Linked DNA regions of Homo sapiens: regions 2 and 3 are each linked to region 1. Evidence: chromatin loops called from intact Hi-C (ENCODE). Cell type or tissue: dorsolateral prefrontal cortex. All regions are shown on one strand. Each heading gives the region's core, and the rest is flanking DNA. Links, peaks and the distances in the headings are about the cores only. Region 1 has its middle 70 kb from the start of PMFBP1. Region 2 overlaps LINC01572 (long intergenic non-protein coding RNA 1572). Region 3 overlaps PMFBP1 (polyamine modulated factor 1 binding protein 1).

Region 1 (6,672 bases), core at 809-5,808:
GAGTAAATGCAAAACTGGAACTGGAACCCAAGTCAGTTGCCCGACTCTCATGCCCCCCATGCTCTCTTGCGTGCCCAAAACTGACCAGAGCATCACGCAGCGGGGCCCCTTGCTCCCTAACCTCTTGCACCCTTGGAGTGGCAGAGTTTCAGGCCAGCTCTGGTTTTTGTTTTGTTTTTTAACCCCTTCCATTCTTCTGTGAATCAAGAAGGGAAGTGGCTAGCCTGGGGAGTGAAAGGGATTTGTTGCACTGGAAGAAATAAAATTTAGCCTAACTTTAATAAACTAAAGAATATTTCTCCCAGCATTTACAGCTCAAGCATCTTCTGTTGGTCCCCATACCAGTAGGAGATTTGGTCATCCTTTTGGAGAAAGTGAAAGGATTTTCCACCCAGTTTTGGAGGAAAAGAAATCTTTAGATGTGGCCCTTTGTCTTAACCACCCATTGCTCTTGTTTTATGTGGCTGGAATCTCAGTCATACTTGTTTCCTTTCTGGTGCAATTATGGCAATTCTTCAAGGACCCAGTAGAACCTGAGAAAGCAGGGAGAGGGGAGAAGAAGGAGAGGGGACGTATTTTCAACAAACTGACCTATCCTTTATCCTTTAGTGTCAATTTTGGCAATATTTGCATCTATATTCTTTTCTACACATTTACAACCCACTTACACATAACAGGGACTCTGGTCTCTAGCTACTGGGAATGAAGCTTTCCTCTTTTGTTTATTATCTCTCTTTTTTTTCTTGTCTGTGTCCATTTCAATATTAGAATAATCATTACCCTCAATAGCTAAAATATCTGTGCAGGGTTTGTTTTTTTAATAAGTATTTTTCATTTGACTGAACCGATTTCATCAAAGGAGGTTAATGTGATCACTTTAATTTGCAAAATGCCTTCCTCTTTTTATTTCTTCTGCATTTGATTTTGAGCACACGTTTAATTGTTTTTGAGGGTTTGTGTTTCAGCCTCAGCTGGACATGCAGAATAGGCTCTAGACAGTCTCAGAATTTCATTATGACCAAGGAACCACTATTCTATAAACACTGAAAATTGGAAATTATCTCTAGAGCTGTTTGTTAACGAAGTCGAAGGCTAACCTTTAGGGCTCATTAAAATTCCACTGATGAAAACTCTCGTGCAGGTCAGTCCCTCTTTCAGGAATCTATCCCTGTGTTACGAGTGCTGGTGTGCGGAAATCAGTCTGGACCCTCCCCTTTGCCCTCCCCTTTAATCTCTTGGTCTGGTTTAGGCAGAGATCTTTAAAGCTTATAGATTCTCTTTCTCCCTACTCAGAGTATGTGTTGTGAATCCAAACAAACATGAGTAGGTCTCTGAATGTGTAACTGTGACTGAGCCACTTGGACTGGCAGTCCTGCTGAATCTCCCTTCCTCCATCAATAAAGGAACAGAGTTATTGATACTGGGGATAATTAAGAGGGGCAAAAAGAGGGGTACATTTTCTGTACCTGACAGTAGAAATAAACATGGAGGCAGAGGCAAGAAATGACAAATCTCCAATTTACACCAGTATACAAGTACACTGCACAATTGGTGGAATGCAATGAGTTGTTTTAATGAATCTATTTGCAAATGACAGTTAAAATACAGCCATTCTTTTCCAGAGATCCCTGCATGGTGACAGTGGCCACTCTCCTGTCCTGCTGGCAGATGAAACCTCCCAAATCCTCCCAAAGTGCTGCAGCATCCACGTGCAGAAGGGTATTTGCATTCACTTGGTGCCTCATTGTAAGGAAGGACACCATTGACAGCACATAACATCACTATTATTATTGCTAAACAGATGGAAAATAATTGTTTATGGAATTTGTGTTTTAATCGCATTAATGTCTTTGGCAGGAAGATCCACCTAAGTACACAATTCAAAGCCTGCCTTTGATCTGGGCCCCTTGGGGGCATTTTCCATGACTGATAAAATGCTCCTCTGAGTTCATAGGCAAATGATGAAAATGATAAAAAGACAAAAGTCAGGCACCAACCTCCCATTTGGATATTTTGTCTCCTTGGAGAATCACAAGCTCACCAGGCTTGCAGTCATGCTGACGATACAACACATCTCACCCTGTTATACCCACCCAGGGCTCAATATGAACGCCTTCGTCGCTCTCCTCCCTTCTTTTCCAGTTCCCTCCTCCCCTTTGCACACAAACACACACATGCTTGATGCAAGAATTCATGTGCTCTCTCTTTTCAAAGATTCTTACTGCCTTTTTATATGGGCCAGTTTAGATGCTTATAAAGTATTTCTCAATAATAGCCCTTACACATATTTTCCCCTTTCATCCATCACGCATTTCTTGGTTAGCATTATATTGTGACAAGATAGAAATCAAAAGCATTGCTTTTAATGAAAATGAACGTTCTAGTTCGGAAACAGTTTGTCTTCTAAATATTCTGCCATAAATCAGGCTGAGTGCAGTGTAATCAAGACCAAACCCTGAAAACTTGACAATTTCCCTCTTACCAAGACCCAAAGGACAGAAGCTAATGTAGAAATTTTGATAGCTAGTGAAAAAGAAAAGGTTCTATAGATTTTTGTCTCACAAGCACAATCCCCATCTTTTCTTCTCCTGAGAAGGTTAATTAGATACTTTCCTTTACTCTTAGAATAAAGAGAACTAAGGAGGTTTTAAATTCATAAATGTATTTTTTTGTTTATTTGTTTGGTGTATTTTTCCCTCTCATTCTTTCTCCTCTGCAGAACACAACTAGTAAATGATTGGATCTTTGACAGAACAAAGGTATTTTTGATGGGCTCTGTAATCTAGTGCGCTAATGCGCCCAGTCCCCTCATTGTCTTGCTGTCTGATCCCATCCCTTCTGCCAGACAGTCACTGCGGGATGAGTCACTTTTAATGTCTGATAATCAAGGTGAATTTTCAAAAAGCTGCCATTTTGGAATTATGCACTATATCACGGTGTCAGGGAGGAGAAGAGAAGGAAGGATGAAGGGAAGGCTAAGATAGACACCTACTGCACATTGAGAGAACTGCAGGACACAACCAGCACCGTGCCAGACAAGATGTGTCCGGAGGGTCCAAGTCGATCAAGGCATACATAATGAGAAGGAGACTATGTTAATTATAAATTAAAAATAACTTCTATGATAATGAAGATTATATGCACAGGAGGAAATGTCTTAGTTAAAACAGACTGGAGGGATGCAATTAAACACCAGCCATTTGGGGGTATGAATTCTGTACCTACTGAATATATTGTGGTCCATTAAATAACCTAATACAAACTTACATTTGAAAAAGAATAGAAGTGAACTGTGGCTGTCTCCATGGATGCTGAATTGTCTGCCATCCTTATTTAAAGCAACACAAGCGAAGGGATGTTACTTAGTAGATGAAAACAGCCTTCCTTCAACTAGGGAGACTGGTTATTTCTGGAATCATTTAAAGAACTGAACCCACCCCCATGAAGTAGAGAGGGAGATACTGGAAACCCTCGGTAAACAAAGGCCAATCAAATATTCTTGCAAGGCTTTGGCTGTTCAAATATATGGCAGTCAGTGTCTTCTCTAAGGTAATTAACTGAACCCACTGTTAGGTATGATGGCTTTGAAATTTTTTTAATTATTGGCATTATATTAAATAGTAGGGTAGCTGAAGGAAAATGACATAATATGAGAATAGCCTGCTACTTTTGTTTATTATTCAGAGAAGTGAACACCTATAAATAGAACCAGGATGTTTTGACTAGGGAAATGCTATCCTCATTACAGCTGGGAGATGCTGGAGTGATTTAAAGCCAAAGCTTCAAAGCTTTGTCCTGCTGTATAAAAGCATGAGGGTTTTCATGGCTGTTTCAGTGGTCGGTGAGAGCCTGCAGGTGCTTTATCTGTCCTGGAGGAGGGAGGAGAGCCATTTCTGAGAGTGCTATTTTGTAACCATGATGAGTACTTACATATTCCTCCAAGAGGTATTTAAATACCTACATATCTTCTTTAACATAAGTTATGTTTACAGATTATTACACCTTCATATTGTCTACCAAGGTTAAGTAGTCCCTCCTCCCCTTAACCCCCTCCACCTGCACCTTTGCCACTCTCTCTCTCTCTCTCTTGCACGCTCTCCCTGTCTCTCTCTCTCTCTCTCTCACACACACACCACCCAACACACAATTGCAAAATAAGGAAAGATAACAGAGTTACTGTGTTACTACTGTCATATTTACATATAAAAAGATTCAAAATATGAAGAATATTTGAGATGGAAAGGACCCCTTAGAGATCTTTTGGTACAGCCCTAATTGTACTGACATAACAGAGAAGTGACTTGTCCTAGGACACTCAGCCGGAGAACAGCAGATGCCAGGCTGGCATGCTTTCTGCCACAGCATGCTGTCTTCCCATTAAAAGAATTAAGCCTCTACAGCTTGGCTGCACCATGATTCAAGCACAGATGTCACAATGAAAAAATAAAAACCTAAGGAAGAGATAAGAATCATATGCACTTTCAACCATGATACAAAGGAATAAAATAGAATATGGTATGAAATTAAGGAAACCAAAATGCTAACGAACATCTATCTTAACAAAATGATCTGCCTAGTCAGGAATTCTATTAGAAGGCAGAATTGTCCTACTTTTAGTAGAGACGTTTGGAATTAGCCAAGAAAGCAAGCGCTGCTTGCAAAAATCACAATGCTTTATTTCTGTCTATATATTTTCATCTGAAACATTAGAATAATTTGGTCATATTCAAGTATGTAGTCGTTGAGATTCTGACTAAGCTCTGCAAACTAGTAACCATGTTAAGTTACTAGAAAGAAACCAGCATTTCCTTTTATTCCTGTAGAATCTAGGTCTTTAGCAGGTACAGCCTCCTTGTTCTCTGCGCCACAGTCTACCTGATATGACCTGTTAGGTATTTTTGCATCTATAACTTGTATTTACCTCCTGATATGTCCTCCCTCCTATTGGACTAATCTCTAGCTGAAATGTTCTGTGCATTTTTATTAAAATATTTCCCTGGTGCTTAAGGAACCTGAGGTTCTGGGTAAGAAACCCCTAAACCCTCGAGTATATCTCCTATTTTAATATTAAACCTCATGGGTTTTCTTCACAAACACCTAATGACAACAGGAACATTCTTTTTTTTTTTTTTTTCTTTTTTTTTTTTTTTGTACATGGAGTCTCTCTCTGTCACCAGGCTGGAGTGCAGTGGTGCAATCTTGGCTCACTGCAACCTCCGCCTCCTGGGTTTAAGCGATTCTCGTGCCTCCCGAGTAGCTGGGATTACAGGCACATGCCACCACACCCAGCTAATTTTTGTATCTTTAGTAGAGACGGGGTTTCACCATGTTGGCCAGGATGGTCTCGATCTCCTGACCTTGTGATCCACCCGCCTCGGCCTCCCAAAGTGCTGGGATTAGAGGTGCAAGCCACTGCGCCCAGCCAACAGGAACATTCTTGGAGGCACTAGATGATAGTAATGATAAACCAGACATGATTGTAAACCAAATAGGACCTCTCAGTAGCTGTACTTTTCCTTCTAAAAAAGGTTTAAAGAAAGGCCCACACTAGGAATTAAACGGTAAAAAAGAAAATGCATATAAATTGAGAATGTGTTTTATTTAGCATCGCAGAGAATTTTGGGGTAGATAAAGGAATGGATCAAAAGATTATGTATCATGTAAAAAGCCTTAACAAAATATGTGGTGATCAACAGACAATGGAAGGGTTACAAAAGAACAAACTGATTCCTTCAAGTCTCAAAACAAATGGCCTTTCATAGTCTTCCTGATCCTACTTTTTGCTTCTGAGGAAGAAAAAATTGAAGAATATATGTGTGGCTGGTGGGGTAAACATGGAAACATGTTATCGTTGTTTTTGCTTAGAGAGCCATCAGGAGTCTTAATGAGATTTCAGTTTCAATGGTACTATTAGGAAAAAAGTTTCTCAATCTCAGCACTAATAACATTTGGGGCTAGACAATTCTTGTTTTGATTTTTTCCTTACTTTTTGCAAAATCCCTTTTCCTGTTTTTTTGTTTTTTTGGGTATATTTTATTATGCAGCACCCTCTTCATAGAATTGACAGGATAATTATTTGCTGAGGGGAGGCAGAGGAGGGGCTGTCCTATGCATTTTAGGATGTTTAGCACCATCCCTGGCCCCTACCCACTAGATGTCAGTAACGCCCACCCCACCAAGCTGTGACAATTAAAATGTCTCTAGACATTGCTCCATGGGGAGCAAGATCACCTCTGGTTGAAAACCACTAGACTAGAGTGAATGGTTGTTATTTTAGAAAATAGGCTTGGTTGTCCCATGTTTTGGAGACAATCTTTATCTATGCAATAAAGCCTGTGTTTCTGAAAATATGCTCAAAACATAGCAGGTACTTTATGGTTCCTGATATTGCCTGTGAATAGGTCCTTCCACAGAAGTCTGAAAGCTCAAGATATATAATTAAGTCTAAAGGGAAGCATGTTTCAAAAAGAAGTGAGCAATTGATTACTGACATATAGACTATAAGGAACTTAAACAAATTTACAAGAAAAAAATCCCATTAAAAAGTGGGCAAAGGACGTGAACAGGCACTTTTCAAAAGAAGGCATACATGCATACATGCAGCCAACAATTACATGATAAAAAGTCAACATTGCTGATCATTAGAGAAATGCAAATCAAAACCACAGTGAG
Region 2 (6,672 bases), core at 831-5,830, 190 kb before region 1:
CAATCAGATTGATTCTCTGAAAAGATTAATAAAATTGATTTTAAAAAGCTGAAGGAAAAAAACAAATCACCAATATCACAAATGAAATAAGGACATCACCAAAATTCTGACAGATAAGAAAAAGGATAATAGGATATTATTAACAAATGTATTCCAATCAGTTTGATAACTAAGGTGAAATAGACAAATTCTTTGAAAACCCCAGCTTACCAAAATTAACATAAATTAGAAATCTGAATAATCCAAGATCATTTTTCTAAAATTGAATCTGTAGGCCAGACACAATGCCTCATGCCTGTAATACCAGCACTTTGGGAGGCTGACGCAGGAGGATCGCTTGAGGCAAGGACTTCAAGACCAGCCTGGGCAACAAAGTGAGACCCTGTCTGTACAAAAAATAAAAATAAAAACAAATTAGCCAGGTGTGGTGGCATACACTTGTAGTCCCAACTACTCAGGAGGCTGAGGTGGGAGGATCACTTAAGCCCAGGAAGTTGATGCTGCAGTGAACTGTGATCATGCCACTGCACTCTAGCCTGGGTGACAGAGTAAGACTCTGTCTCAAAAAAAAAAAAAAAAAAAAAATTGAATTTGTTATATGAAAACTGTCCACAAAGAAATCCCCAGGCCTCATAGCTTTACTGATTAATTGAATTTAGCATTTAAGGACAAAATAATAATCTTATACAAACTTTTTCAGAGTATAGAGGAGGGAGACACTCTCCAACTCATTCTATGCTATTAGCAAGACCCTGATAACAATGTCAAAGTTATTACATCCCCCAAAAAATTATAGACTAATGTCTCTCATGCACATGGATTCAAAAATTCTTAACAAAATGTTAGCAGGTCAATTATTGCAATATACAAAAAGATTAATATATCATGATCAATGGGGCATTGTCCCAGGATTGCCAGGTTGGTTTAGCATATGAAAATCAGTCATTGTAATTCACTATACTCACAGCTTTAAGCTGTTATTTGTTTCAATAGAGGCTGAAAATGATTTGACAAAATTTAATAACCATTCATGATTTTTTGAAAAATTGTTAGCTAAGGATGGAAGGAAACCTCTTTCACATGATAAAGGGCATAATTCTTAGTAATGAAAGGCTGAATTCTTCTTCCCCTAAGACCATGAACAAGACAGTGACATCCCCTAAGATTGCAAACAAGGTAAGGATGTTTACACTCACCTATCACTACTTCTATTCAACATCGTACTAGATGTCCTCACCAATGAAATAAGGAAAAAGGAATAATTGGCACGATTACTGGAAATGAAGCTGTCTAGTCACAAATGAACTTATTGTGTTGACAGAAAATTCTAAGGAATATTGGTAAAAAGTATCATTTGTGTAAGATATAGGAGAGAGACTATATTAATATCTTCTTAATATATTAATAGCTGGTAGAATGAACAAGAAAACAGTAACAGTGATTACTTATTTGGGGGTTGGGTGAGGAACTCATGGGTAGAAGAGGGAAAAGACAGAGACCTTTTCCTTTCTACATTATTTAAATTATTGATACTTCATTGTAATGTATTACTTATTCAAAAATATAACTTATTTTTGTAAAAAAAAAGACTGAAAGTTGGCATTGCTTCATCATTGTAGTTAAATAATGAGCACCTTTCAGTTCCCAAAACCCTCCATACCAACCACGATAGAACTCTCTTATCAGACTATTCATGTCATGCAACATGAAAATTTCAGAATTATACATACATTTTTAATGGAACTCTTTCATGGGTCTAGTGTGCATTGACATAAGCTGTAGTTTGACTTCTGATTACAGATCATTCACAGTCTATTCACCATGAATATCTATTTAATGCTTTTCCACTCAGCCTTTTACCTGCATTGCTATTTAATAGTGAAAGTAAAGGTTGAATTTTAAATTGAATTTTATTTTCTTTTCCTTATTTCTCTCAAATGGTAACCAACACACTGAAGTAATAATAGTAATGATAGCAGTAATAAAATCTAACACTTATTTAGAGCTTGTTATGTGCAGATACTGTGCTTAATTCTTTACATGTATTCTTTCAAAATTCTATATCCGTAATTCTGGCAACAGAGATGGAAAGTATAAGAGGTTAAATATGAATAATTCAGATTAAATAGCCATTCTCCAAATAATCATCAATTCACTGTACTCTGTAGTTTTGTACACTGTACCAACAGTTGAGAATCGTGTAACAGTTGGAAATTATTGGAGGGGGAGTCTTAAAAGAAACTTATAAATGGAAGTTTTAGAGATTATAGGTGAAGAGCAACAGTATTTAGAACATGCTTATAATCAGACCAGTTCCAGGTCAACGTTATGATGTCATAATAGAAATTTATGCAGATATGTATATCAGATCAAAAATGTCTTCATGTAATTTCAACTGAAGTATAAAATTCTTTTAGCTGAATTATGAAAGTAATTTGAACTCTGTCCACCTGCCCAAGGGAAGTAACAAAATCTCTTTTTTTCCGACTACTGCTTCTTTGACTTTCTTTGTTAATCCTTGGAGACCATGAGTAATAGTCCAAATATTTTATCAGTTTTGAATCCACCCAATAGGCTCATTCACTCTTTGTCCCTCTCTATTTATTGTAAACATGCATTAAGCCACACTGGTAATTTTAACATTCTGAAAATACTAGACAAGTGCAGTTATCATTATCATGAGAATTAACCAACATAAATATTATCAGGCCTCCTTAAGCAGCCGATTTCATCTGCTCTTTAGCAATGTATACTATGATAGCACCAAGAATTCCATCTTTCACAAATACCTGGATCAGTAGGCACTCTACTGCATCCCCAAATTAGAAGTAGCTGTGCTTTTGGCTTCTGAACTGTAGACAGCTCTGGGGGACAGGCACCAAGTTGCCGCTGCTTTCCTCAGCCTCAGACCTAGAAAGGCCTGTCTCAGTGCTCATCTTGGTATACCCTGATAGCTCCCTACATCAGGAGCCCACAGGGGAGACTAATGAAGCAAAGATCGTTCCTGAAAACCTCCTGTACTCAAAATGCCATGCAGTGGCTCTGAATATACTCTTCTTCGTGTATTCTCTCTTCTCCCCTCCCTCCCATATCCGTGCCCTTGTTTAGTTCCAGTTTCCATTAGAAATGCTATTTGGGCAGCAAATTTCGCAGATTGGATCCATCTCAATGCTGCCATGCAAAGAAAACACATCTGTCTGACTCTTCATTTAAAATAAGGGAAAAAATTGAAATAGCAAAATGCTGTAGTCGCTCTGAGCTGTTTCCTAATGAACCTGTTTGTCCCAAGAGCTGTAGTGAGGAGCTTCTCCTCGTTGGTGAGAATTCTTTATGCATATTAATATTATTCATGTTTTCCACGCGACTCCGTCTGACTTGCCCTCATCCCATCCTTTGAATTCATTTAAATAAAAATAATTTATGTGGACATTCCTTCAGTCAGGATTTTCTCTCCCCCTTTCTTGAAGACATCCATAATATTTCGTTGATGCTTTGCGTCCAAACCAAATCGTTATGCTTTTGCATACATTAGGGCTTTATAAAGAACAACAGCGACATCTGCATGTGCCGCAGTGCCAAGGAGATAGGAAAAATACCGAAAACAAAACTCTGTATTGGCTTGGAGGCTGTCTGACTCTCTGTCTCCCTAGCAGCCCCTGACACCACCATGGATAGGAGTAATTGTACAGTGTAATCACATCAGGCCTCATCTGCATATTCATAACAGAGACAAAGCTTTGGAGGATAAGGGGGGAGCCGGGGTAATTTAAATATAAAGCAGCATCTCATTTCCAAATCAAGTTGTGCCAGTTAGACTGTGCACCAGGACTCAGTATTAAGCCAACATTGTTTTACAGTTTGGAAATTGGAGTGAAGAAGATGGAGAAGAGACTCACTAAAGAGGGGGTGATACTACATTTTCATTCTTAACTGAGGAAAAACAAAGCAAGACAACAACAACGGCGACAGAATAAAAATGAAGTAATATTTGAAGAGTCACCAGTAGTGGCTAACCAGCTGCTGTTTTACCAGGAATGAAATAGCCCATTGAGGGAGCTTTAAAAGCCCCCAATTAATATGTTGTGCATGTATAAGATCTACAAAGAACTCACTGTATTCTTTCTCTCCCCACCAAGTCCCCCCCTCCCCAAGTACTCACATATTCCCTAACCACCACCTTTCTGTCCTGTCGGGTGCAGGGGGAAAAGATCAGAGCTACAAAATAATTGACTAATTGCTTCAAAAGTAACAACATCCCTCTTCAAAAAGAAAGGACAAAAACAAACACATACAAAAAGGTGACTGTTCATTAATGAAGGGATAAATTACCGATGGCTTCTTCATTCTCTTTAGTTCATTACCCCCCAAAAGAAACAAATATAATCCACGTGTTAATATTTCTTGTCTTCGTTTTCTTTGTTTCTAATATGATGCTGTTTATTATATATTTTTAAGTGTTGGTATTTGTAGAAGCCTCTGCTACTGCATTCCCCAAAGAGCTACTAGTTTCAGCCCACTGGAGTTTATATTCCTTTAATTGTCTAGTGCAGGAACATTTCTGCTGTTTTGTAAAATACACTGCTCTGCAGGAATTAGAAGAATCCAAGGTTGTATCCAACTTCAAAGGTTTCCAAGTCATAATGATTTTAGCAAAAGTAGAAGACAGATCATGGAACAAGTCCCCGTTTGAAGATAAGCATCATAGGGACCTTTTTTTCTTCCCTCTCTCCCCAACTTTGTACTTCTCCTGGTTCTGAATGCCCCTCACTAACACAGTTTAATGATATGCAAATGAAATATGCATAAAACCATTCTACTGTATGATGATTAAACACTGGAGACATTAACAGCGGAGGCTTCACTCTGTGTAATAATCCTTCCCGACCATCCACTTTGATTGCAGAGTTATGGAAACCCATAGCAGTTGGCAGAGAGAGCGAAAGAGAGAAGGAAGGAAAGACGCAGGGACACATCACCCATCTCGGTGCTTCTCCCACTGCAGGAGAGGTCCCCCCCTTTGTACTGCGTTCCTATTGCTGTCTTTTGTAATCCATCCATGCAGTCGCACCAGAGCGATTAACGGAAAAAACCTCTTTTCTCTTAATGTTTCAAAGCTCATTAGCCAAACGATTATTCCTCATTAACAGCGAAAGCTCATTCATTAAAAGGAAGAATATGCCCAAAAGATGCCAGCGCAGCTAATCCTGAGTCCCGTAACTGGGCTGTAAATCCCATACTACTTGTATATTCCATGCAAAAGGGACACGCGCCAATCCACATTTTTTTTTAAGAAAGAAAAAGAAAACAGTTTATGTGTTTTGTAAAATCCACAAGAGCAGCAATTAATATTCCCATTGAATCACTTTATTTTTTTGTCTCTCCCTTTTGTTTCCAGCGCCTGCCCCTGGCTCAGCGCCCGGTGCCAACAGAACACCTTTCAGGATCCACAGCAACGCAGACAACGTAAGTACCAGCCGTTCCCTGAAACCCTTTTGCAGATTTTTTAAAAACAACCACCTAAAACATAGAGAGAGAGAGACAAGCCTCTTTCCCCTTCTTCTCCCCTGCGTTATGCCACCAGTGTTTCCTCAGTAGCCCCTTCCAAATCGCTCTGCCTTCAAGTTTGTGCATGTCTGTGTGGCATCCCTCCTCCTCCTTCACTCCCATAGTGGATCTTGTAAAAGGGCTTCAGATCGGCCCCATTCATCTCCCTGGTGATAGCAGTGAATGTAGATAAATCTCTGGCTGCCTGCTTGCTGCTGGAGTATGATTTTTATTTTGTCTTCTGTGTATACCTGGGTCAAAAAGTGGGATGTATGCATACACATACATGCACATACACATATTTCCTTCTCTCTCCTCTCTCTCCCTCCTTTTTCTCACACATGCATACATCCTACATATGTGTGTATATGCATAAACATATACACCTATATACATACCCATACCTGTAGCACAAAATATATACATATCTAAACGTTTGTCTGAAAATATGCATATTTATATACACATACAACCTTACACATGTGTTTATACGCAATCGATAGGTGCCTATCTTTTAATTTATACCCATCTATATCTCCATTTAAATATTCCCTCTCTTCTCCCAGCAGAGGCTGTGTGCAATTGCAATCCAGGATTATACAAGCAGTATTCTTTCCTTATGATTTCTAGTTGTAGACCTTTATCCTCCTTTCTCTGCCTTCTTCGCAGCTGTAGAATTGGCATCTTTCCCTGAGGTTTTCCGAGTGGCAAGTGGCACCGGCTGTGGCATGTATTCATGCCGCTTCCTATGGCATTTCTCTTCCGATGTCTGCTTTTTCTTTGTTTGTTGTTGACTAGGCTGAATGGTGGGGTTTTTTTTAAGTTAATTATAAACGAAGTTGAAATAGCAAACAAGCCAACAGCTTGTCCCCCCCACCAAAAGAAAAATTAGCCCCACACAAGCGCCTTCTGCTGCAACAGATGCCCAGATCACCCCTGGCACGGGCAAACGGGCAAACGATTTTGGTGGTTTTCAGTTTTTTCTGTTTGTTGCTGTATTTGTTGTTTGTTTTCCTTGTTTCTTTTTGATTTTTCGAGGAGTCCAGAATCCCGGCCTCTGCTTGGAACGGAACAGTGTCATGGCGGAGACGACGGCCTTTGTCTTGCTGGGTGTGAAAACATCCGCTG
Region 3 (5,000 bases), core at 1-5,000, 120 kb after region 1:
AATTATAGTTTCTCCAGTGATTCCTCTGGTTTACTGGGCAGACCCTGCTGACTCCATGTTTTTCAGAAGTCCCCAGAAAAGATGCACTTCTGTTTTCAGAAGACCAAATTATTTCATCTTTAGGAATAGTTTCACCACCAGGGCATGTAAAATATGGTGTCAGAAGTCCAATTTACCACTTTTCATCTCACTAATTCCCAGGGCCAGAGGTACTCAAAATTGTATCTGAAAAAGTAATAAACTTGAAGCACTGATCAGTTACTGGAGATAAAACAAGAAAACCCAAAAGAATGTGTTTCTGTGTGCATGGCCACTTTCAGATGCAGGTGTGCTAGAATACCAAAGAATACAAGTCAGGCATATGAATTTCTGAGGTCTCCCTCTGGCTTCCAGACTCAGAAGCAGATCTCTGTCCTGTACTTAAAGTATATAAGAAGGCTAGTTTCTGTGTGTGTCTGTGACAGTAACTCATAGTCGTATAGTAAAACAAAGCCCTTTTTACACATATCACCTCATTTGATCATCATAAAAACTCCACGAAACAGTTAAAATGATTTCAATTTGTGGAAGCAGAAACTGAGGCTAGAGAAATAAGTAAATGATAGAACCTGGACCTCAACCCAGATTTTTCTGACTCCAGATCCCAACTTCCTTTTAACTATACCATGAATACTCATTACGATGTTGAAAACAGACTTCAGTTTTTAAACACACTTCTACCAGAACTACATGTTCCCTAACATGTTGATCAATTGATCCCTAACTCCAAAAATGCAATATTTCACGTGACAGAACAAAGACCATTTTTGAGCATTTCCTGAAACTCTGTCATGTGCCATGCCCTGAGTTACAGCAATGGGGAAACAGCAGGAAACAAAACACAGGCACAGTCCTGCTTTCTGGCACATCAAGTCTAGTGAATTACATCAGGAACTAAGTGAGGCATAAAACACAAAGGACATGTTGTTATCATGTCCACTAACCTCAAATCGGATTCCAGGTCTTTATCAAAGGCTGCAGAGTATGTGAAAGGGACTTTTTTGTGTACTTGGCATATCATGCCCCAGCACCGCTGGTACTCCTGCTGTTTGAGGGAAATGCTAACTAGAAAGAGAGATGTGGCTGAGGGGTGCAAAAGAGCCTGGAAAGACAGCTCTACCTTTTACAGTGGTGAAGTGAAGATGTGAGTGTTAACACGGACTCTGCAGGTTGCTGCAGACAGGAGAGAGCTTGGCTCTTGTTCATTTCCTATAGGCACAGAGAATGCCTCTATGACCCTGACCTGGCACCCTGACAGTTCTGCTCTCCCTCCTTAAAGATAGCCCTTCAGAAGGAGTCCTTAATGAGCCTGCAGGCCCAGCTGGACAAAGCTCTGCAGAAGGAGAAGCACTATCTCCAGACTACCATCACCAAAGAAGCCTATGATGCATTATCCCGGAAGTCAGCCGCCTGCCAGGATGACCTGACACAAGCCCTCGAGAAGGTGAGGCCACACCCTCTAGTCTCCAGGGCTGTTTTCAGGCAAGGAAACGTCAAGGTAGCGGGAGAAGCACAGGAGCCAATTTCCTGCCTATTGACTGTCAATGGGGCCATCTCAAACCCTTGTGTGGGCTGGGATGTCTGTGCAGAGAAGGCCTGCTTCCTCTTTGTGAGGCTTGGAGTTGGGTGGAGGGCGGAGGAAGAGGACAAAGATCAAAACCAAATCTAGCAAGCCTTTCTGCCCATGGGTGACTCGGGGGCAAGGTTTTCCCAAAGTCTGGATTGTCAGGGAAATTCATGCCCCATCCTGTGCTGATCATGGCTGGCCCATCAATTCATGGGATTGGAAAGAGAAGAAATGGAGGGAGTGGGTAGGAAGGAGAAAGCAGGGTGCAGAAAACCAACCACTGTCATTTCCCACCCCTCTCTGGGAGACTAGGCAAGGTGACCGTCCGTGTCACCCTGGGCAGAGGACAGGAAGGGACTGGAACCCTCCTCCATTCAGGACTCAGCAGAGAGGGTCAAAGTCTCTGACAGCCATTCGTCCTCTTTGTCTTTTCCGGAAGCTCAATCACGTGACCTCAGAGACAAAGAGCCTGCAGCAAAGCTTGACACAGACCCAAGAGAAGAAAGCTCAGCTGGAAGAGGAAATCATTGCTTATGAGGAAAGGATGAAAAAGCTCAATACGGAATTAAGAAAACTGCGGGGCTTCCACCAGGAGAGTGAGCTGGAGGTGAGGAGCTGCCAGGGGCTTGGGCTGCCTTCCTGGTAGGGGTCCACAAGGTCACCTCTTGCATCCAGAATTATTTAGCACTAAGTCATTCCCTTGGGCTGCTAGGTTCCCTCCACTTTCTTGGCTCCCTGAACTTCAGACAGAGGCAGCAAAGATCGGAGCATGGGTGCCCTCTGCTGGCCACTGAGAAGAAAATACCCCCAACACGTATCCCAAGGCCCAGGAAGCACCCTCTGGCCTTGTGGGTCCTGCGGTCAGGGAGGCCAGCTGGAGTCCCCCTCCTCACTTTGCTCTCCTGAGTAGGTGCACGCCTTTGACAAGAAGCTAGAGGAGATGAGCTGCCAGGTGCTGCAGTGGCAGAAGCAACACCAGAATGACCTCAAGATGCTGGCAGCCAAAGAGGAGCAGCTCAGGGAGTTCCAGGAGGAGATGGCCGCCTTAAAAGAGAACCTCCTTGAGGACGATAAGGAGGTGGGCATGCCTTGGCTTCTGCGTGCCTCCTCTCAGTGCCTCCAGGCACATCCTATGACCACCCAAATGCCAGACAGCCCTTGGTGGGGGTGGGAGAGCCTGGGAGCAAAGGAAAGGTCACCCCCTCCATTTAGCACAAAGCAAGAGCCACAGCTGCTGGTTCAACCCACCTGTGTTCTTGTGGCTTTGTTGATAGATACTGAGCAGAGCGAAGGCCCCATTCTAGAGAAGAGACTGTCAGGTACACCAGCTACCCCTGACCTAGTCCACTGGGTCCCCTTCCAGAGTACATCCTGACACTTTTGGCAGCCCTGGACCCTACAGTAGAATGGACTAAGTGACCTTCTGGGCTTGTCCCAGGCCCACCTCCCTGAGCAGTGAAGTTCATGGCAGGAGGCCGCAGGACAGCTCAGGTGGCCACTGGGCCTTTGCTCGAATTACAAAGAAGGCATCTTAGGCCGGGCACAGTGGCTCATGCCTGCAGTCCCTACACTTTGGGAGGCCAAGGCAGGAGGACTGCTTGAGTCCAGGAGTTTGAGACCAGCCTGGGCAACATAGCAAGACCTCATCTCTACAATAAGTTTAAATGTTAGCTGAGCATGGTGGCCTATGCTTGTGGTCCCAGCTACTCGGCAGGCTAAGTGGGAGGATAGCTTGAGCCGGGGGGGAGGTTAAGCTGCCATGAGCCGTGATCATGCCACTGCACTCCAGCCTGAATGACAGAGCAAGAGTGTCAAAAAAAAGAAGAGAGAAAAAGAAGGCATCTCTTCCTCTTCCTCCAGATGTTTTTCTTCCATCTGTTGGAAAATTGGCTTAGCATACTTCTTTTTTAGGAGTCACTTTAATGCCTTCACACTGAAAACCGTGATTATAAGTGTACAAATCTACGTGTCTCTGCCATAAATGGTGCCTTCTCAGAGATGTCACCTTTGTGTGAGATGCCACCCGCACAAGCCAGAGGGGGAGGTCTGGTGGCAACTCCACAACTCTGGCCTCGGGTTGGACAGCAGAGTCAAGTTTTCTTTTCCCAGGGAGATAGAAGAGGCCTGACTCGGAAGGAGGGCTGACAGGCCTGTGCTCCCACCTCTGACTGTCTCGTTTTCTTCTTGTACCCAAGCCCTGCTGCCTGCCCCAGTGGTCTGTGCCCAAAGACACCTGTAGGCTCTACCGAGGGAATGATCAGATTATGACCAACTTGGAGCAATGGGCAAAACAGCAGAAGTGAGTATGGGAGGAAAAAGGGAGGCAGGGTCCGAGGCCTGGACTGAGCCGAGGAGCCACATGCGTGCCAAAGATTAGTCACACACACCCCTGCACTCCTGGAAAACAGATCCAGTCTCAGCCCACACCCAAGGGATGGAAATAAGATGGAGAGGAGGGCTCAACCCTTCAGGCAGGCCTGGAAAGCCCTCTGCTGAGCTGGAAACAGCGATGGCAGGAAGGAAGGGGTGCTTTGCTCGGCAGCAAGAAGGAAGGGGGACATTGGCTCAGATATCCTCCTCCCATCCCAGGATCCAGCTTCACTGCCTGGCCCCCTTGAACTCATTCCCTTGAACTCACCTGGGGCTCACAGGATTTTGCATAGGAGTTGAGTTCAGAGAGTCCTCTGAATCCCCAGGTGCTAGGAAGGCCTTAGCTCTGCGGACGGGGTGATGCGTGGGGGACGTGGGATGCAGCAGCAGTCTTGCTGAGAACCCAGCATCCCATTCAGCCAGCTGCACCCTTGCTCGCGGGAGGCTGGCGACTGGCTGCTGTTTTCTCCTGTGATTTTATTACAGGGTCGCCAATGAGAAACTAGGAAACCAGCTCCGAGAGCAGGTGAAATACATTGCCAAGCTGAGTGGCGAAAAGGAGTAAGTCATCTTAAACCACCCTGGCTGCTTCCTGGGAGCTGACAAGAAGGGTCAGCAGGGAGCCAGGGCTGGCTTTAGCCCTTGATAGGGGGATCAGCCCAGGAAAGGCCTGGTGCTTTGGAAAGACCCCCAGGTCTCGAATCTGCATCTATGTGACCTTGGGTATATCACTTGACCTCTCAGGGCCTTAGTTCTCTCACCAAAAATCCAAAGGGAGTTTAGTAGTCTTTTTGCTCCTTCCTGCTCTCATGGTTCTCAGAGGTCAAGGGTGCTAAGCAGGGAACAGGCACTGAAAGGCAGACTGGATTATTTAGGGCAGGGGCTGAGATGCTCTAACAGATCCCAAGTGAAGGAACAAACAAGGAACATCTCTTCATGAAATCATCAGGTGAGCAGGCCAGGTTGGAGGAGCCCTTCTGTTCCACCTGCTCATCTGGGGGCCTGTGGTCTTGCTTCCCCTCAT

What was found. Peaks named below come from ENCODE experiments on the same cell type or tissue, not always from the same donor. Only the 100,000 strongest peaks of a DNase experiment are listed, where the experiment ranks them.
Region 2: it touches region 1 in a loop (4-fold over the local background); 3 of 110 quality-filtered maps call a loop at or near these places.
Region 3: a loop joins it to region 1, with 4 times the contacts of the local background. A loop is called at or near these places in 13 of 110 quality-filtered maps.

The regions. Positions count from the first base shown.
Region 1 is chr16:72,238,364-72,245,035 of GRCh38, reverse strand. It overlaps a transcript of PMFBP1 not described here. Among named protein-coding and RNA genes, the nearest start is that of PMFBP1, 70 kb to the right of the region's middle. In dorsolateral prefrontal cortex, for the core only: CTCF peaks have their summits at 2,793 and 2,994; a DNase peak (open chromatin) is centred at 3,008; H3K4me3 peaks cover 711 bases.
Region 2 is chr16:72,426,181-72,432,852 of GRCh38, reverse strand. It overlaps LINC01572 (long intergenic non-protein coding RNA 1572), which reads left to right. Exons shown (of 14, transcript NR_126330.2): 7 at 5,396-5,463. LOC124903718 (a long non-coding RNA gene) reads right to left here. Exons shown (of 2, transcript XR_007065114.1): 1 at 2,790-6,672. Among named protein-coding and RNA genes, the nearest start is that of LINC01572, 240 kb to the left of the region's middle. In dorsolateral prefrontal cortex, for the core only: a CTCF peak has its summit at 3,571; DNase peaks (open chromatin) are centred at 3,602, 5,017, 5,412 and 5,664; H3K4me3 peaks cover 5,000 bases; H3K27ac peaks cover 5,000 bases; H3K27me3 peaks cover 950 bases.
Region 3 is chr16:72,122,451-72,127,450 of GRCh38, reverse strand. It overlaps PMFBP1 (polyamine modulated factor 1 binding protein 1), which reads left to right. Exons shown (of 21, transcript NM_031293.3): 15 at 1,319-1,483; 16 at 2,046-2,213; 17 at 2,517-2,684; 18 at 3,802-3,905; 19 at 4,463-4,537. Among named protein-coding and RNA genes, the nearest start is that of DHX38, 31 kb to the right of the region's middle. RefSeq lists enhancers at 1,394-1,895, 2,440-2,499, 2,510-2,619. In dorsolateral prefrontal cortex, for the core only: CTCF peaks have their summits at 214, 518, 2,185 and 2,385 (motif pointing left); DNase peaks (open chromatin) are centred at 2,048 and 2,370; H3K4me3 peaks cover 488 bases; H3K27ac peaks cover 2,179 bases.